Linked DNA regions of Homo sapiens: region 1 is linked to region 2. Evidence: chromatin loops called from intact Hi-C (ENCODE). Cell type or tissue: heart left ventricle. All regions are shown on one strand. Links, peaks and the distances in the headings refer to the core of each region. The heading gives the core; the rest is flanking DNA. Region 1 overlaps PTPRJ (protein tyrosine phosphatase receptor type J). Region 2 holds the start of PTPRJ (protein tyrosine phosphatase receptor type J).

Region 1 (10,489 bases), core at 1,026-9,025, 100 kb before region 2:
TAAATGTCCTTTTTGCCTGCCTCACAGGCAACCCTTGTTCAGCTTTACATGTCACCTTTTCTCTAAAATCTTCTTTCACTGTTTCAATTCTCACCAATCTCTTTCAGAGGAGTGAACAGAGCTAACAAGTGGAGGTTCCAAGAATTAAACATGAAAATGTTAGAGATGAAGGAGACTCAACCCATTTTCTTACCACCCCACCCCCAGACCCCTGGGCCAGTTTTTAACACATGAGCAAACGAAGGAGCACAGAGACAGCAACTTGCCCAAAGCCCCGCCGCAGCTGGAAAGGCAAACCTCTCATTCATACAGAAACCACCTGACATAGGGCTACTGAATAAACACTAATCATTCGCTTAGAAAAGAAGCCTATAGGATCCACAGAATGGCTTCAATCCCTTCCATAGTCCACAGGGCTCTGTCTTGACCAGCACATCTTAAACTTTTTGGTCTCCTTTATGCTCTTAAAATTATTGAGGACCCCAAAGAGCTTTTGCTTATAATAAATCTGTTGTTGGGCATGGTGGCTCATGCCCGCAATCCCAGCCCGCAATCCCAGCACTTTGGGAGGCTGAGACGGGTGGATCACCTGAGGTCAGGAGTTCGAGACCAGCCTGGCCAACATGGTGAAACCCCGTCTCTACTAAAAATACAAAAATTAGCCAAGTGTGGTGGCGGGTGCCTGTAATCCCAGCTACTCAGGAGGCTGAGGCAGGAGAATCCTTTGAACCCGGGAGGCGGAGGTTGCAGTGAGCCAAGATTGTACCATTGCACTCCAGCCTGGGTGGCTGGGTGACACAGTGAAACTCCGTTTCAAAAAAATAAAAAATAAAAATAAATAAATCTGTCACCTGTTAACATAAATGACATTGTATGGAAAATGATGTTTCCAATACAAAAAAAAAAAAAAGTGAGAGAGATAGCATTATTTTAGATATTTGCAAATCTCTTTAATGTCTGCTTAGTAAGAAACAGCTGGATTCTCATATTTGCTTCTGCGTTCACTCTGTTACAATAATGTAAAGAAATTCTGGACTCACACAAAAACATGCAGTTGAGAAAGGGAGTATTTTCTCAGCCTTTTCAGTAGTTGTGGATATTTTTCTTTGCTGTTACACCAAAACTCAACATGTGGATGGCAGTTATTAAAAACTTCTCTGCATCGTGGAATGTGAAACTGTGTCGGTGAACTTTTCATATTCTGTTACATGAAAATCCATTGGTCTTTGCATCCACTGCACTTTGGGTTTTTTGCTGTTGTTCTTTTTTTAATTACAAATAATTGTACAATTTATAATGTATCCACTGCACTTTGAATGGCTCTGTGAACAAACATGAACCTGAAAAAGGCAATCCCCTCAAGATGGACCCCAAGCAGCAAAGTGTACCTAAATTTAAAATACAGCCAAGTGGCCATTTGCTGACTAGAGGTCACACTACGTACTCCAAGTTTCACAAAACCCCACACCCTTTTGACTTGGGACTTTCAGAGCTCACATGAACCAAGCAGTCAGAGCTCGTCTGCTTCAGCCAATCAGAGCTCAGCTGTATCAACCAATCAGGGCTCAGCTGTATCACCAATCAGAACTCAGCTGTGTCAGCCAATCAGAACTAAGCAAGTTTGACCCGCCCCCTTCATTTGCATAATCAAACCTGATTGGGGACATGGGCCAGAAATTTTGCTATAAAAACCTAGATTCTGCCATGCCTGTAATCCCAGCACTTTGGGAGGCTGAGGCGGGTAGATCACTTGAGGTCAGGAGTTCGAGACAAGCCTGGCCAGCATGGTAAAACCCCGTCTCTGCTAAAAATACAAAAATTAGTAGGGTGTGTGGGCGTGGTGGCAAGTGCCTGTAGTCCCAGCTACTCGGGATGCTGAAGCAGGAGAATCGCTTGAACCCGGAGGCAGAGGTTGCAATAAGCCAAGATCACGCCACTCCACTGCACTCCAGCCTGGGAAACAGAGCAAGACTCCATCTCAAAATTTAAAAAACAAAACAACAACAACAACAAAAAACTAGATTCTCTCTTTGCTCTCTGGAATGCACCTTCATTTTACACCAACGCAGCATCTCCCAGTTTGCGATCTGTTCACTAGAATAAACTCTCTTTCCTCCAAATTCTTCTCTAGAAAACTTTTGTTCATAGCTCTTTTTACCCTGCATGGCTTTGTGGCCTTATGCATTGGTTATTTGGAAAATATCAGTTCACTGAGATTTGCATACATGAGGGAATGAGAGTGAAAGGACAAATAGTTTACTATTATTATAAAAATACTTTGACCTCACAGACCTCACAGATCCCTAAAAGGATCTCAGGAATCCCCAAGAGTCCCAGGACCACTCTTTGAGAACCATGGGTCTAGACTAAGGTCCAAGAACTTCCCACCCACTTAAGTATTCATTCATTCATTCCACAAATATTTACTGGGTACTCACTACATGCCAGACACTGTCCTGGGTGCTGGGAATTCATGAGTGAACAAAACAATGTCCTGACCTCATGCAGCTCACATTCTCATAGGAGAGGCAGACCATACACAAATAGACAAGTAAACTTACACTATAATGTCAGGTAGTAGTAAGTACTAGTGGAAAAAAATGAAGCACTGTGTCACCAGACATTTGCACATGTGGGATGTGGTTTGCCTGGGAAGCCTTATTCAGCAAGCCTGAGATTTGCTAATTTAAGTGTTTCACAATAAAATAAGAGCTTTTTAGAAAAATAATATTTTTTATTTGAGACAGAGTTTCACTCTTGTTGCCCAGGCTGGAGTGCAATGACATGATGTCAGCTCACTGCAACCTTCGCCTCCCGGGTTCAAGCGATTCTCCAGCCTCAGCCTCCCAAGTAGCTGGCTGGGATTACAGGCGCACACCACCACGCTCAGCTAATTTTTTATTTTTAGTAGAGATATGGTTTCACCATGTTGGTCAGGCTGGTCTCGAACTCCTGATCTCAGGTGATCCACCCACCTCGGCCTCCAAAAGTGCTGGGATTACAGGCGTGAGCCACCGCACCCAGCCTTAGAAAAACAACTTAATACCAAAATGCTTGCAGACACAGGGTGGTGGAAGAGGGACCTGCCCTAGAAGAGCTGAGAGCTTACCACTGAGGCTGAATTGCTTTCCAACTACTCTAGGAAGAGTAAACCTCAGAGGTCATCTCACTTAGGGCCTCCACCCCTCCAATGAGCCAACCACACCATCTGTTTACACACATTATCACTTCTGCAACCCCTTGCACCCATACAGCACATTCACATACACTATGTATACATGAGCCTTGTACAACTCCTGGAGGGTAGATACTATTCACCTATTTTACACATGAGGAAACTGAGCCTGGGAGAAGTTAACAAGTGTCACCCCTATTATGTAATACATGGTTTATTGCACCGCATGAATTTTTACCAAGTCTTTAACCTCTGATATTCCACCATGTAAAGAGCAACTGGGCCAGGCACAGTGGCACACACCTGAAGCCAGGAGTTCCAGAACAGCCTGGGCAACAAAGCAAGATTACTACATCGCCATTAAAAAAAAAAAAATAGCAATATCAGGCTGGACAACATAATGAGACCCTGTCTCTACAAAAAAAAAATAAATAAATAAAAAATTAAGGAGGCTCAAAGGGTGAGGCAGGAGAATGGCTTAAGCCCAGGAGACAGAGGCTGCAGCGAGCCATGACTACACCACTGCACTCCAGCCTGGACAACGGAGCAAGACTCTGCCTCTCCAAAAAAAAAAAAAAAAAAAATTTGCCAGGTATGGTGGTGTAAGCCTGTGGTCCCAGCTACTCAGGAGGCTAAAGCAGGAGGATCACTTGAGGCCAGGTGTTTTGAGGCTGCAGTGAGCTATAATTGTGCCACTGCACTTCAGCCTCCAGCCTGGACAACAAAGTAAGACCATGTCTCCAAATAAGTAAAAAGAAGAGAAACTGGATGAAACGTTGAAAACAGAGGTAAAGTTTCTTCCTCCAAAAATGCCCTGCTCCTCATATCGCCTCTTCTCAAACAGCAAGTTAAACCTGTGAAGAAGACAAAAGAGAGATGGGACTGACGCTTAGTAGGTGCCAATATTTGGAGATATTGGCCCCATAAACATTTATGGAGACTACTCTGCACCCAGCCCAGTTCTAAACAGTGGGGATACAGAGAGGAAGAAGAAAGACCAAGCCCTTGCCCTCTGGGACCTTCTGTTCTAGTGGGCCACCATCAACACAATACCAAGAGACTATTCACCACATCTACCCTGAAAGAGTTAACTACAAACTTCGAGCTTCCTGAGACTTCATCAGTAGCATCAGCCCAACAACAGAGCCCTGTGTTCAATCTTGACATGGGCCTTAAAACATCCCTTTCAGGAGAAGAAAGAAGCTTTATGATGCTGCCCCTTCCCCCCACCCATTTTACAGATGGAAAAGTAAACCCAGGGCCCAGAAGCCACTCCCTCTGAATCTTACAATGAGTCCGTGGTGGGACAGGAGAAAAGGCAGCTCTCCTGTCTTCCTACACAGCCCTGGCCGCAGCCTGGCCCCATTCTCTCTTTTTATATCCCAGGAGGCCTCCTTGAACAACAGCCACACATTTGTGGCGACCGACCAACACAAAAGCCAGCCGGGGAAGTGACTATTTCAGGACGAAAGGGGCATATTTAGCAATGGTCCTCGGCGGCCACCCAAAGTCCGGCCAGCCCCAAGTCGTCCGCCAAGCCCAAGCCCCACATGGAGCTTCCTCTCCTCCCTGTTTGCCTTGCCAGCACAGTTTCCACCAAGGTTTTAAAAAAGAAGTGGAAGTTCCCTTCTGCCTGACTGGCCAGCACATTCCACTGACTCAGACTGTTCTGGGCACCACGGAGAAGACACTGTTCATTTTCCCTGGGCTGAGAACTGGCCCACATCCGGACCTGTCGCCGGCAGGAGGGGGCACTTGGCGGCTCGGCACAAGCAAATGAATGGCGTGCTATTTTTAATGCTTAGTTCCTGTCTTTATTCCAGAAGGCTGGGCACCTGTGCCAGGGTTGCTGCAAGTGTGGTTTGCAGACCACCCGCATCAGAAACACCTGGGCGCTTCCGGGAAATTCAGATTCTGGGGTCCCACCCCAAACCTAGGAGTCAATCACCAGGAGTAGGGCTCAGGAGTTTTGATCTTTAACCAGCTTTTCAAGTGATTCTTTTGTAAAATAAGGTTTGAGAATCATTGACAATCTGGGTCTGTATTCATTCATTCTTTTATTCGCTCAGCAATTCCTGAGTGCCCCCAATATGCACTGGGCTATAGAAGTAGGAATACAAAAATAAATGGCACATGCTCTTGGCCTTAGGGCCCAAGGGGAGGCATGACACAGTGTGAAGTGCTAAAGACAGAGCTAAGGTACTCTGGGAGCTTAAAGGTGGAGGAATTCAATCCTGCCGGGGTGTCAGGGGCAGTTTTACAGAGGAGGGGAGCGTGGAGCTGAGGCCAAGAACAATCATTCCCTATCTTTGCCGATCTTTGGCATTCTGTTTGGCTCGGCCAAAGCCAAGATGGTATACAATCTGTCCTCACCAACCCAACACCCTTCTGACTTCTTGCAGGTACTCAGTGCACATCTGATGAATGAACAGAAACCGAGAATGGATTGGACACTGGAAACAGGAGCTAGGAAGCCACTCAGAACAGTTTTATGTGCCCCTATTGGCTAAGAACATTGGCTCTGGAGTCAGTCTCAGATGGACTCTGATCCAATTTCCCTCTTGAGTTACCCGATCACAGGCAAGTTGGCCTTTCTAAGCCTCACTCTTCACACTTGCAAAAGAGAGACAATAGCTACTTCCCATAGTTGTAGTGAAGATTAAACCTGCAGATAAAGCATCTACATCCAGCACATAGCCGGGCACATGGTATGCACTTGAAAAAGTTAAGATTTGTTCCATAGTAATAATAAAAGACCTGAAATTAAATCCAAGTTCCAGTACCAACCGGCTTTGATAAATCCATCCATCTTGGGCCTTGGGTGGTTTCTCATCTGCAAAATGAGAGGCTTAGACCAGAACCTCTCTAAAATATTTTCTACCAATAAGACTTAATTTCTCTAAAGGTGAGAAGAGGCTTTTGTCCCCAGGAACTGTCCTGGACTGATGGGCATCTGCCCTCAGACTCACAGCATCTGAGATGCCCATCCTGCACCTGCAAGCCAGGTGAAAATCATGCCTCTTCTCTGATGGGGGATATGCTTCGGGATGTTCTGCTGTCCTCTGGGGTCTCCCTTTTCACTCTGTGCTTCCTCTTTGTATCTTTTAACATTTAGAGAGTTCAGTGGGCAGCACTCTCCCCAGCCCCAACCCAGAAGCAGGCACGGGACTGTAGGGAAGTTGACCTCCTGGCCCTCTCTTTACGCTAAAGCAGTCATCAGCTTCCCCTAAAGGCAAGCGGGGGAAAGCCTGAACACAGCCAGAAACAAAGAGCTCCAACACCTTAGGTCAGACGCAAACACACCCTTGAGAAGCTGCAGCTGGGTAGAAGGCATTCTCCCAGGGGCCGCTCCTCCTCTTCCTCTGCCCTCCTACCTTCTCTGCACAACACAGTTGCCCCCAAGAGCCTCAGAGTTAGGTGTGGGCCTTTGACTTCACTACCCAGTCTTGTCCAGCTTCATCAGCAGGCAGCAAGCTGTCCCTCCATAAAAACTGCACTGAACTCGCTACCATCCAGTGTCTGCATTTACTCTAAGACTAGCTCAGCATCACTCACACACACAAACACACACACACACACGAGCGTCATGAAGGCACAACCCTTTCACCCTTCCACGCACACTCCCCTGCCTAAAGATGCCTACATCTAGAACACCGCCACCAAGACATGGAGTTACATCAGAAGAGAAGGGAAAACTCTCCCGTACTGCATCCGCCTCTAAACCAAGCTTGGCCAACCCATGGCCCGCATGCAGCCCACCATGGCTTTGAATGCAGACCAACACAAATTCATAAACTTTCTTAAAACATTTTGAGATTTTTTGTGATTTTTTTTTTTTTAGCTCATCAGCTATTGTTAGTGTTGGTGTATTTTATGTGGGGCCCAAGACAATTCTTCTTCCAGTGTGGCCCAGGGAAACCAAAAGATTGGACACCCCTGCTCTAAACTGTCCCTTGATCCTGCCCGTCTTTGCATTTCCAGTCATACACTCATTCACCCTGGTTGGTCTACACCTGGGGTCTGCTGATTTTTTCTGGAAAGAGCCAGATAGTACATAAGTACATATTTTAGTCTTTGCAGGCCATATGGTCTCTGCAGCAACTACTCAGGGCTGGCATGATTGTGTGAAAGCAACCACAAACAATGCATAAATGAAAAGTATGGCTGTGTTCCACAAAAAAAAAAAAAAAAAAAAAAAACTATTTACAGACACTGACATTTGAATTTCACAGAATTTCCACATATCACAGCATATATTCTTTTGATTTTTTCAACCATTTAATAAGGTACAAACCATTCTTAGCTCTCTGGGTATACAGAAGCAGATGGCAAGCCATTGCTTTGTGATCCCTGGTCTACACCCCTGCCACCTCCCTCCTAGACTGTAGCAATGCTCTCCTACCCAGCCTTCCTGATGCCTCTCACTCCGCCTTTTAAATCCATCCCGCTCACTCCTACTCTTCCTAAAAGTTCCACTTTAATCATCTCATTCCTCTTCTAAAAATGGTCAAACACCTTGGCTGGCACTTGAAGCCCATCTCTGTAGGGCTCCAGGACACCTTTCCACCCTTGTCTCCTAACAACCTGAACTGCCGAAACCCATCCTCTTAAATTTTGCACATAAACTGAATCCATCAGGCCGGGCACGGTGGCTCATGCCTGTAATCTCAGCCCTTTGGGAGGCCATGGTGGGTGGATCACCTGAGGTCAGGAGTTCAAGACCAGCCTGGCCAACATGGTGAAAACCTGTCTCTACTAAAAACACAAAATTAGCCAAGCGTGGTGGTGGGCTCCTGTCATCCCAGCTACCTGGGAGGCTGAGGCAGGAAAATTGCTTGAATCTGGGCGGCAGAGGTTGCAGTGAGCCAAGATCGCACCATTGCACTCCAGCCTGGGAAACAGAGCAAGACTCCGCCTCAAAAAAAAAAAAAGAAAAAGAAAAAAAAAACACTGAATCCATCTTTAGCTATTTGTCCCAGATCTCTTCCTTAAAACCTTCCCTGATCACCCAGCTCCAACTTAGTCTCAATTCCTATAGCATCTGTTTATGCCATTCACTTAGCCATTGAAGGGCAGGATACAATTTGCAGGGAGATAAGTGTAAATAGATCATTCCAGTAGAATAAAATGAGTAGAATATTTGTTCACAAGGTTACAAATCGCTGGAGAACAAAGCAACCAGCTGGGGAAAAATCAGGAGAAGTCTCCTTAAAGGATTTAACCCTTGAACCAGGTCTTGAAGGTTGAATAGGGATTCATGAGCCATTATGAGGTCAGGATTTCGGAGCAGGGAAAAAGACCCATCTCAGGCTGCTCAGGCTGGAAAGATTCGTGCAAAGGCATGGGGTAGGGCCGAGGGTGAATGAGTGGGCAGGTGGCAGGATATTGGATCAGGAAGACTGTAGCACGCTCCGTAAGGCTGTCGGGGGGAGTCCTGGAATGGTGCTGAGACACAGAGTAGGCCTTCAGGAAATATGTCCTGGGACGACCATCAAAACTGGGAGGGATTCCATTTCTCATTCCTGGAAGAGTCGGTCACTCCAAGCCTCAAAAAGTCAACAAACAAGAGCATCAAAGGGTCCATGGAGGGAAATCACTGGTCTTTAATCTCCCTGTCTTCTCTTTCAGCCCACACCCACAGCTCCAAGAAGAACTGGGTGTGAGGTCTCAACAGGCCCAAGCCTCTGTTTTCTGCTATGTAACCTGCAACTCCACTTAGCCATCTTGGAAAATGTTACATACAAGTTAAGGCTTTATTTCTGTCCTAAGATCTTGTAACTAGGACAAAACAGTAAAAGTAACCTTTTTTTTTTTAAAGAAAAAAGACTTGGCCAGGCACAGTGGTTCATGCCTATAATCCTACCACTTTGGGAGGCCAAGCCAGGTGGATCACCTGAGGTCGGGAGTTCAAGACCAGCCTGACCAACATGGAGAAACCCCGTCTCTACTAAAATACAAAATTAGCCGGGCATAGTGGCCCGTGCCTGTAATCCCAGCTACTCGGGAGGCTGAGGCAGGAGAATCACTTGAACTGGGGAGGTGGAGGTTGCAGTGAGCTGAGATGGCGCCATTGCACTCCAGCCTGTACAACAAGAGCGAAACTCCATCTCAAAAACAAAAAAAGAAAAAGAAAAAGAAAAAAGAGTTGTTCTTTTCTACCAATTGTAAAATCCTTTTCATTTCTCTAAGACATCTTTTTTTTTTTTTTTGGAACTTCACTGGCTTATGTTTGATATCTTAAAGGCGCAGATATTTTGTAACCCTCCCCCTTTACCATTTAAAAGAATTATAAAAATAGAAGTCCCAAAAAAAATCTTAAATGCAACCGCCACAGGGTCTTCCATTGATGCCAATTCCTACAGGCTTCAGTGGCAAGTATGTCTGAGCTGGTGGGAGCTTTGAAGTCAACTCTTTGAAGTGAGCCTGGTACTTTCTCAATACTAAAGGAAGTAAAAATGGAAGCTAAAAAATGAGGAGAAAGAACCAAAAAAGGGAAGAAGGCCCCTTTGAACACAAGAGCTCCCTGATTTCATCCCTTATCCAGAGTAACTCCAGACCAACTTGATTCTACGTATATCAGCAAAACACTTTTTATATATGAAACAAAGAAAAGACAGTGTCATCTCCCATAAGATTATAATTTATTAAAACAAGGTAAGACAAAAAAACAAACTCTAATACAACAATGAATGTGCAAAACACCATTAGAGAAACAGAAGAGGTAAGACACCAATGCTTGGAGAGAAGCTACTACAGTCAGGCCCTGTGTAAGGTACCCCAGCCACACCAGCTCCTGGGGGTTAGGTATCCTCTGCCCCATTTTGTAAGGCACTGAGAACATAAATTGACCCACTCAAGATCACTCCCCAGGTAAACAGATGGGTGAGACTGGAACCCAGGTCAAGCCACCATGTTCTTCCTATAGGGTAATTCCAAGAGGAGAGAAAGTATACCTGGCTGGGGTAGGGGGAAGGACCATGAGAGGCTTCATGAACAAGGGGGCCTTTCAGATGGAAATGGGATGACCAGGACTTTAGCTGGGAAGGAAGAACACTCCATGCAGGAGGCTCAAACACCCAGTTCCAGGAGAGAAAACAACGGGCAGGTTGGCTGAACTGGAACTCCGGCTACATCTCAGGGAATGAGGCTGGAAAAGGAGACATGGTAGAAGGTGCGGAAAGGCAAGGTAAAATGTGGCAGAAAGCAGCAGCCACCAAGGGAAGGGACATAACATCTGGGAAGGACGTTAAGAGCCTAGCACAGGACAGGTGTGGTGGCCCACGCCTGTAATCGCAGCACTCTGGGAGGCCAAGA
Region 2 (10,489 bases), core at 1,534-9,533:
GTAGTCCCAGCTACTCAGGAGACTAAGGCAGTAGAATTGCTTGAACCCGGGAGGCGGAGGTTGCAGTAAGTGGAGATCACGCCACTGCACTCCAGCCTAAGCAACAGAGTGAGACTCCGTCTTAAAAAAAGAAAAAATTGTCATATGAACTAATGATCTGGGGCCTCATTTCTTCTCTCCAAGTAACAGCAGCAGCCACAACTAGCAGTTGGGCCTTGCTTTAGGTGTTACGTAGCAATTCCTTTTCTATCTTATTTGATCCTCTCAACCACCCAGTGAAGCAGGAAGTGTTAGTCCCATTTTCCAGATAAGGAAATGAGAAGTCACAGAGGTTAAGTGACTTGCTGAGTTTATGCAGTGGCAGAGCAAAGACCCAAACCCAGGTCTTTCCATCCCAGACCCCAGTCTATCTCCACAAAGGCAGACTTGCCTTGTAAACTGAGGCCCCAAAGAAATATAAGCAGGAAAGAGGGCACCTGGGTTCTCTGTGTTACAAATGGAGCAGATCATACAGGGTTTAGGACACAAAGAACCCAAAATAAAGGTAGCATGTCCCTGCAGTCCTGGCTACTTGGAAGGATGAAGAGGGATGTCAACTGGACCCAGGAGTTCGAGTCCAGCCTGGGCAACACAGCAAGACTGTCTAAAAAATGTCTGGGCCAGGTGCGGTGGCTCAGGCCTGTAATCCCAGCACTTTGGGAGGCCGAGGTGGGCGGATCACCTGAGGTTGGGAGTTCAAGACCAGCCTGGTCAACATGGCGAAACCTCATCTCTACTAAAAATACAAAAATTAGCTGCGCATGGTAGCGCACGTCTGTAATCCCAGCTACTCAGCAGGCTGAGGCAGGAGAATCGCTTGAACCCGGGAGATGGAGGTTGCAGTGAGCCGAGATCGTGCCACAGCACTCCAGCCCAGGCAACAGAGTGAGACTTCGTCTCAATAAATAAATAAATAAATAAATAAATAAATAAATAAATAAATAAATGTCTGCCACCTCCTCTCTTAGCTGCACACAGAAAACCTTCTCCATGACTTTTTACAGCACAGGATGGTAAATTGGGGCAGTGGAGACATCAGCCCTGGCTCCGCCACGTAGTAGTTAATGAATCTATAGTAAATTATTTTTCTTTTTTTTTATTTCTCTGTGAAGATTCCAGAAGTATACAGTTAAGTTCTGAACCTCAGTTTTCTCTCAGATAAAATAAAAACATGGCTGGGTGCAGTGGTTCATGCCTGTAATCCCAACACTTTGGGGAGCCAAGGTGGGCAGATCACTTGAGCCCAGAGGTTCAAGACCAGACTGGGCAACATAGCGAGACACCATCTCTATTAAAAAAAAAAATTAGCCAGGAATGGTAGCACACGCCTTTAGTCCCAGATACTTGAGAGGCTAAAACGAGAGGAGCCCTTGAGCCCAGGAGGTTGAGATTGCAGTGAATTACGTTTGTACCACTGCACTCCAGCCTGGGTGACAAAGCAAGACCCTGTCTCTTAAAAACAAAAACAGGCCGGGCACGGTGGCTCACGCCTGTAATCCCAACACTTTGGGAGGCCGAGGTGGGCAGATCATGAGGTCAGGAGATCAAGACCATCCTGGCCAACATGCTGAAACCCTGTCTCTAATAAAAATCCAAAAATTAACTGGGCATGGCGGCACGTGCCTGTAATCCCAGGTACTTGGGAGGCTGAGGCAGGAGAATCCCTGGAACCCAGGAGGCGGAGGTTGCAGTGAACCAAGATCACACCACCGTACTCCAGCCTGGCAACAGAGCTAGACTTCATCTCAAAAAAAAAAAAAGGCCGGGCACAGTGGCTCACGCCTATAATCCCTGCACTTTGTGAGGCCAAGGCAGGCAGATCACCTACGGTCAGGAGTTCAAGACCAGCCTGGCCAACATGGTGAAACCCCATCTCTACTAAAAATACAAAAAGTAGCCAGGTATGGCGGCATACGCCTGTAATCCCAGCTACTCGGGAGGCTGAGGTAAGAGAATCACTTGAACCCAGGAGGTGGAGGTTGCGGTGAGCCAAGATTGCACCATTGCACTCCAGCCTGGGTGACAGAGTGGGACTCCCTATCAAAAAAAAAAACAAACAAATAAACAAGAACAGCACCTACCTCTTGGTATTTCTGAAATGGCCAAATGAAATAATGCATTAAAACCCTTAGCACACAGTGCCTGTCATGCATAATGTTACCTATTAATTATAATATCATCAGTGGCATTATATTAGAAGGGAAACACACAGAAAATTGCCTCTTATCCTGCACTCAAAATAATTCCCTAGCCCAAGAAGTGAATGAACTGAGAAGTAATTACTGATGATCCTCTGGCTACACCCAGGCCTACGGTTGTTCAGCCACTCTGCCTCAGCCCCAACCTCAAGCAAAAATTACTTTTAGGAGCTAAATAACCCCTTTGCTGACCAAAATTGCTCATTTGGAAGCCAGGATCCTCTCTGCTTAGGAAAGCTTGGGTATTCCATGGTTATCTTTATCGTGGGGCCCAACTTGAAGTCAGCTCAAAGTCACGGTCTAACCATAAACCAATTTGCTGTTTTCGTAAACTGTCTGCAAACAAAACATAATCGTTTGGTTTTCCCGTTGTCCTGAAGCAAAACAAAAATATTTAAAGTCACTCATATGAGAATCTAACAAGCAGTTTAAAGAGGAGTCAAAATATACTTTGTACTCTGGATGGAACAGGTAAGGAATCAGGCTTAAGGATTAGCCATGAGAGATAATAAACCCAGTTATTATTCACCAGGAAACAAGAAAGTGAAGATAAAACAAAACCAAAACACTACAAGACCAATAAAACAGCTATCAGTCACCAGCTTTTTTTTTTCATTTATTCTTTTAAAATCAGCCCACATCAAGCTGATTTCTTAAAGAACCTGTCAGGATTAAATTTCTCAAGGAGGCAGGAGGAAAACTGCTTTGTCACATTGCCTAAAACATACACACAAACCAAAACTACTGTGCAAAACTGCTATGAGAATGGGAGGAGTCAGACACTGCAACTAGCAAAGTCCTCATGTTGGAATCATCTCTGACCGTCCTTCCTGTCTTAGAAAAGGGGAATGAGATGCCAGTTCAAAAATTGCTTTTCCGGGCCTACTAAGCACTGAGCCTTCCGGCATCTCAGCTTTCCAGCTTCCACACCCGCCCTTATTAATGTCCAAACAGAGCTGTGTCTTTTCCATGACTTGTCCATTTGTTTAACCTGGTATAGTTGATTCCATTTTATAACACACACATAAGCACATACACACACAATCCAGGCCTCAAAAAACCAGTCAGCTCTTAGGAAGGTAGTCACATACTTGTTTCCTAAACAAACTTCAGAAATATCTCAAATTGATTCAACTTTGAAAAATTCCATTCACACCCACCATTTTGAGAAGACACAGTGATACGTCCCTATCATTAAAAGTAAGATCAAAGTGAAAACACGGGAAAAAAAAAAATAGCACTTTGAAAATATGAGGCCCAGGCCGGTGACCCAGGTTCCCATCTTGTCTTCTCTAATACCTTGCTGGGTGACCTCAGCCTGCTCCCTGTCTTCTCTGGACATCAATATCCTCATCTAAGAGCTCTGAGGGGTTTCAGCTGTCTTGAAAGTCTGGTCCAGCTCAAAAATGCACTGATTCCCTGAAATATCCATTATCAAAATGAACTGCTGAATGTGGATTTTGAAGATGCTTCTTCTGGGAGCCTTTTAGACTTCCTATTTCATAATGTGTCCAAAAAAAAAAGAAATAAGAGAGTCCTTTTGAGGTTCTACAGAACAAACCATAGAGGAAGGAAATATCTAAATACAGGACAAGTGTAGAGTGGCAATATGCTAATGAAATACAAGGAAGGATTGAGCAAGCAATAAATTTACCCAAGAAACTTTTTGCTGATTGAGAACACAGCTAGCAACCACTATGGCTGGAGCAAAAATAAATAAATTTTATATATATATAATTTAAAATTTTTTTGCTGAAGCAAAAAAAAAATTACATATATTATACATTTAAAAATAAATGAAGCTTTAAGTTTGGGGGTTTTCTGTTTTTTGTGGTTTTTGTTTTAGCATAAACTTTTGATACAAGAAATCTTCAAATACAAGGCTTTTTTAACTTCAGACACTGCTTCCCTGAATTTCCTTACATGGACAGGGAGAAGACAGCCCCCACAGGCACTGTACCTTAATAATGAGAATCCCATGTGGAAACCCTTAATATTTACAAAGTTCTTTTAGACATTGGCCAGTGGAAGCCCCTCAAACAATTCCATTGGGCAGAGGGTGCTATACTCATTCTACAGATGCGGTTAACTGAGGGTAGAGAAGCCTGAAGAGCAAGTCCAGCCCTGTGGCCCGGCCCTGGAGCCAGTCTCCTGACATCTACTCCCAGGTTCTCTGCAGGAGGTCACATTGCCTTCTGGCCCCCAGGAGAGCCTGTGCAGAACCTGCTGGGGAAACTGCGAGGAGAGACCCTTGGGTGCCGAGGGTCACGCAGCCCCCAGGCCCCAGCCCCCTTCTCCTACAGCCTGCTAGGCGGCATTGCTGCCCCAGGGTGATGCTTCTGCTCTCTCCTGTATTCGCGCTGGAGAAGTTTTCCCTGAAACCAGGTTCCATCCCCAGCCAATAACTCATTTCCTCAGAGATGGTGTCTGTATAAAACAAGCAAGATGGTCATTTGCAGAAACGCACAGCAAGGCAGCCCTAGACCGCTTCCCCTGCGGGTTCAAACCCCAACAGGCTCCAGAGGCTAAGAGGACGTGCCCGCTGGCTCAGCTCCCATGGCACGGGCTGGGTGCTCCGCTATTTCACTTCTCTCCCTCAGTTCCCCATCTGTGAAATGGGAATGCCCCTTCAGCTGCTCTGCCTCAGCCCCTATGGAAATGCCAGGAAGGGGAAAGGTCGGTCACCAAAACGCCAGGGACAGCATTATCTGAAAAGTGAAGCCAGAAAAGAGGGTGAGGGTGGGGTGGGGAGGGGGAGCCAGCGCCCACAAAGCACGAATTAAACACCCATGAAATCAAGCACGACGCCAAGAGGGCCGGCTGCCTTGAGAAAAGCCAGCGTGCGGCCACCTTTTCCCCGGCCTGGGAACTTTCCCCAGGAACAGGGCCCTCGGCCCGGAGTCCCGCGCCTCGCCCAGGGCCCCACTGCCCAGCGCCTGGCCCTGCCCTGTCGCCCCCGCCGCCCCTCGGGCCCCTGCAGGCCGGGTCGGAGGTCTGTCGGCAAAGGCTCAGCCAGGCCGCCCGGCTCTGCGTCCCCAGACCTCCGCAAACACGCCCCCTCCGGCCGCCTCCGGCTAGGAAGCCGGGCCCGTGCCCGCCAGATGTGCCCAGCGCCGGGAAGAGCCGGGCCAGGGACGGCCTGGAGCCCGCGCGGAGGCTTTCCCCGGGAGGCTCGGGCACCGCGGCACCCGGATCCCGCCTCTCTCCCCCGATCCTGGGCAGCCGGAAAAGGGATCGATCGCCGGCGTGCGAGGCCGGCCGGGGTCCCCGCAAGTCGCCTTCCGGGGATCCGGGGATCCGGACCCCCGCCCCCTTCCCCGGAACCCCCCGGGGGGGTACGCTCGGGCAGGTGCAGTCAATGCCAGTCCCGCCCCAGCCTCCTGCCCCCCGCCCGAGCCCACCCGGCGCTTACCTGGCCCAGGCGCAGCAGCAGCAGCAGCAGCGGCAGCGCCCAGCGCAGCCCGGGCGAGCGCGGAGGCAGCCGCGCCTCCCGCGCCGCCGGCTTCATGCCCCGCGCGCCCTGGAACGTGCCCCGGACGCGCGAATCGGGCCCCGCCGTGCGCCCGAGCCCGGGCACCGTCGTCGCCGCCTCCTGCCGTCTCCTTCGCCTCCTCCTCCGCCAGCCGGTCCGCCTCGTCCCCGCTCCGCCCGCCCCGGGCTTCCCCGGAGACATGGCAGCGGCGGCGGCGGCCGCGGCCACACGCCGGAGCCTAGCGCGGCTGCCGCGGGGGGGCCGCGTCCCTGAGCGCGCAGGGGCTTCGCGGGGCGGAGCGAGCGGCGCCCACCCCCAGCGCGCGGCTACCCGGTCCCGGCTCCCGCGGCTGCTCCCGCTGCCTCCTCCGCGCGTCATGCGGCTGGGGCTGCTGCAGGGAGCCGCGGCGAGCGCTCGGCCCCCTCCCTTCCCCTCCCCCTCTGAATATTCATCGCTTCCTCCCGCCCCGGCCGGCCCGGCGGCTGCGGAGCTCCGCAGCCCCTCGCCGCCGCCCGCCGCTGCCCCCGCCCCCTCCGAGCCGGCCGCGGATCCCCTCCCGCGGGCAGAGGAAGCGCTCCCGCCTCGCCCGCCCCTCCGCCCAGCCCTCCCACATTCCTGGGACTTGGAGCCCGGGACCAGGCTCCGTGGCTCTAGCGCCTCGAGCCGGCACCCCTCAGGACGGGCTCCCCAGCCTCACACCAGGTCCACGGCGCCGGGTTCGGGTGGGCAGAGGTTGACCGAGACCCCTACTGAGAGCGCAGCCAAGCCTGATTGTAGACAGCAACCCGGCGAAGGCGCGTTTGACCTGGCCCTGGGTGGGCTTGGGGGTGCGTGAACCCCGAAATTGTAGAAGGCACGCTGTACATTGTGTTCTGTCCCCCAGCCCCCGAGCGCCGGCCAGGGAGGCAGAGAGCCCAGTACAAGCCAGTCCAGGGATTAGAACCCCAGCTGTGGCATATGGTGGACGGGGCTCTGCTGGTAGTACCAGCCCTGTGAACTCTGGAGACGCATTTCTCCTCTCTGGCCGACCCCACCCACCCTCCTCTCCTCCCGTGTGAAATAAAGATCGTACTAGGACGTGTGGAGAGAGAGGTCCACTGCATTCGCGATTAAACGAGACAGTAGTTAGTAAAGTCCTAAACACCTAGCCTGACACATCGTGGGACTCCACATACATTAGCTCTTCTGGAAGCTTTCATCACGTTGTTAAAGAGGTCAATGAACTGACAGGAGTTAAAGATCACAGCAGATATTACTCCTGTGCCCATGCACAGAGGAAGACACTAGGATCAGGGAGGCTATGCCACTTGCCCAGGAGAAGCCGCAAGAGAAAGGGCCAAACCAGAGAGTGCTAAGGAGGAAGAGGTTAATTCCAACCAGGAGAGAGGTGACACCTGAGCTGGGCTTTGAAGGATGTGTTGAGTTTCACCAGGCCAGTAGAGGGGAGAAGTGTCTCAGGAGGTGGGGCCAACTTGGCAGAAACGAGGCAGCAGATGCTTCGAGCTTGGCCTTCGGAGAAACAGGAATGGGAGGCTGGGGGATTCATACTGGGGGAGACTTCAAAGGCCAGGATAATGAGTCTAGGCTGGATTCTGTGTGCAGCAAGATGCAGACCACGAGGTGTCCAACACTACCTCCAGACACCCGTTGGGCCTCAGGTTACCATCTACAAGATGGGAATACACATTCACTTACAGGGTCTAAGTGGTTCCCACCAGACAACACACCCAGACAAGCACTGAGGATAAAGAAACTTTGCCAGGCCGCACGATGGCTCACGCCTGTAATCCCAGCACTTCCGGAGGCCAAGGTGACTAGATCACTTAAGCTCAAGAGTTCGAAACCAGCCTGGGCAACGGGGTGAAACCCAGTTTCTACAAAAATTAGCCGGGTGTGGTGGCACACAGCTGTAGACTAAGCTACCTGGGAGGCCGATACAAGGATGGCTTGAACCTAGGCTGCAGTAAACCAAGATGGCAACACTGCACTCCAACCTGGGGAATAACGTGAAAACCTGTCTCAAAAAAAAAAAAAAAAAAAAGAAGAGGCTGGGCGTGGTGGCTCACACCACACCTGTAACCCCAGCACTTCAGGAGGCCGGGGCAGGCAGATCACTTGAGGTCAGGAGTGCGAGACCAGCTTGGCCAACATGGTGAAAACCCATCTCTACTAAAAATACAAAAGTTAGCTGGGCGTGATGGCGTGCCTGTAATCTCAGCTACTCCAGAGGCTGAGGGCAGGAGAATCGCTTGAACCCGGGAGACGGAGGTTGCAGTGAGCCAAGATTGCACCACTGCACTCCAGCCTGGGTGACAGAGTGAGACTCCATCTCAAAAAAAAGAAAAGAAAAAGAAAAAAGAAACCTTACCTATGGACTTACACACCTTGCCACCCTTCATTTAAACACTATGTAATTATCATAATTCACAAGGATTTTTGTTCCTCTGTGCCTCCTCCCCTCTTGAGGCAGAGACATAAAAGGTGTTCATGTCCATGATACCCAGAGGGAAGGAAAGCTTGATTTAAGATGCTACCAGGGGGCTGGGCACAGTGGCTCACGCCTATAATCCCAGCACTTTGGGAGGCTAAGGTGGGCGGATCACCTGAGGTCGGGAGTTCAAGACCACCTGACCAACATGGAAAAACCCTGTCTCTACTAAAAATACAAAATGAGCTGGGTGTAGTGGCGCATGCCTGTAATCCCAGCTACTCGGGAGGCTGAGGCAGGGGAATCGTTTGAACCCAGGAGGCAGAGGTTGCAGTGAGCAGAGATCGCGCCATGGCACTCCAGCCTGGGCAACAAGAGTGAAACTCTATCTCAAAAAAAAAAAAAAAAGATGCTACTGGGTAGCCAAGGATGATTGCCAATTATAAAAAAGAAAAAGAAGATGATAGTAGGTCTGCAGGCTGCCTCGGATCCTCACAGACCCTACAGACCCTACTAACCCTGAAGACCGACCCAGGTCTCCACAGATTCATGGCTTGGGTCAGCAAACAGCTCTGTGAACTCCTGCACGCCCTTCAGTTTTCTCCTGGGTAAAATGTATGCCCAGCTTAAGTATTGGTTGGAACTGGATTTCGCCACTGCACAGTGATGAAACAAAATAAACAGCCTTTTCAGGAAAGGGAGTGAAGACCTGAATAATAAACTACCTCTTCAGCCATAAACAGATCACACTGGATTAATGACCTCTGAGAGAAATGAAATTAATCCTGGGTAGGTGTTACATCAACTCCTTGAGGACAGGGGTTGGGACCTCCTCACCTTGGTAGCCCTGCAACGTCCCACTCAGTGTCTTGCCTGTAGCAGGGATTGAATATTCGTGCAGATGCATGGCCACAAAAATGTATCCAGGGGTAACATGATGTGAAAGTTTATTTTTCGGCTGGGCGCGGTGGCTCACGCCTGTAATCCCAGCACTTTGGGAGGCCGAGGTGGGCAGATCACAAGGTCAGGAGATGGAGACCATCCTAGCTAACACAGTGAAATCCCGTCTACTAAAAGTAGAAAAAATTAGCCAGGCGCAGTGGCAGGTACCTGCAGTCCCAGCTACTCGGGAGGCTGAGGCAGGAGAATGGCATGAACCTGGGAGGCGGAGGTTGCAGTAAGCCGAGATCGCACCACTGCACTCCAGCCTGGGCAACAGAGCAAGACTCCATCTCAATAAAAAAAAAAAAAAAAAAGAAAGAAAGAAAGTTTATTTTTCCACGAAGATAAGTTGGGGAAGGATCATTCCCTTTGCAATGGATTTGAGACTATATTCCAGTCTATAGGTTTCTCCATCACATGTCACTTCACCTAGAAATTCCAAGATGCCCCAACACTGAGTTGGGTGCACTTCCTCCTCCATCCACCATAGCTCCCTGTGCTTAACCTTATCTAACCACAATTTTGTAATTGCCTGTTTATTTGACCACCTTCCTCGCTGGACTCTAAGACCCTTGAAGATGGGGTCTGCATCTTGTTTATCATTGTATCCTCAGCAAATAACAGTCACTCAGATAATATTGATTTAAATTAAATAGCAAACTAAGGTATTCTGTATATGCCTGTTCTCTCACGCACAAAACAAATTCCATCTGCAAACAACTTTTCAGGAATAAATTCTACTATGCAAAGTTCAGGACACATTCGCCTTGAGAATATACAATATTTGACCTTCTAATCATGTCTCCTTCAAACAAACCTAAAGCTTTACTGAACAGAGGGCTAGATAAATAGAGGACCAAAAGGCTAATAAACCAAGAACCTGGAGTGGAGGGCTCCTGGATGCATTCCAAAACTTCCTCATAGAAGCCACCCAGTGCCAGCTCACACCTATAATCCCAGCACTTTGGGAGGCCAAGGTGGGCAGATCATGAGGTCAGGAGTCTGAGACCAGCCTGACCAACATGGTGAAACCCTGTCTCTACTAAAAAATACAAAAATTAGTTGGGGGTGGCGGCACACGCCTATAATCCCAGCTACTCAGGAGGCTGAGGCAGAAGAATAACTTGAACCCAGGAGGCGGAGGTTGCAGTGAACTGAGATCACGCCATTGCACTCCAGCCTAGGTGACAGAGCAAGACTCTGTCTCAAAAAAAGAAAAAGAAAAAGAAACTCAATGGCTTGTTATAATATAGATTCCCATGCCTTTCCATAGACTGTAGAGGGTGAAGCCTGGGAATCTGTATTTTTTTTTTTTTTTTAGGCAAAGTCTTGTTCTGTCACCCAGGCTGGAGTACAGTGGCCCGATCTCGGCTCACTGCAACCTCTACCTCCCAGGTTCAAGTGATTCTG

What was found. Peaks named below come from ENCODE experiments on the same cell type or tissue, not always from the same donor. Only the 100,000 strongest peaks of a DNase experiment are listed, where the experiment ranks them.
Region 1: it touches region 2 in a loop (3-fold over the local background); 13 of 110 quality-filtered maps call a loop at or near these places.

Annotation. Positions count from the first base shown.
Region 1 is chr11:48,075,681-48,086,169 of GRCh38, reverse strand. All of the region lies in intron 1 of PTPRJ (protein tyrosine phosphatase receptor type J), which reads right to left. Among named protein-coding and RNA genes, the nearest start is that of MIR3161, 16 kb to the left of the region's middle. In heart left ventricle, for the core only: a CTCF peak has its summit at 4,920 (motif pointing right); DNase peaks (open chromatin) are centred at 4,649, 4,889 and 6,340; H3K4me3 peaks cover 686 bases; H3K27ac peaks cover 1,169 bases.
Region 2 is chr11:47,976,169-47,986,657 of GRCh38, reverse strand. It overlaps PTPRJ (protein tyrosine phosphatase receptor type J), which reads right to left and starts at 6,099. Exons shown (of 25, transcript NM_002843.4): 1 at 5,650-6,099. The coding sequence starts at 5,745. RefSeq lists silencers at 5,069-5,498, 5,599-6,188. In heart left ventricle, for the core only: a CTCF peak has its summit at 5,298; DNase peaks (open chromatin) are centred at 4,767, 5,287, 5,867, 6,127 and 1 weaker place; H3K4me3 peaks cover 2,663 bases; H3K27ac peaks cover 1,051 bases.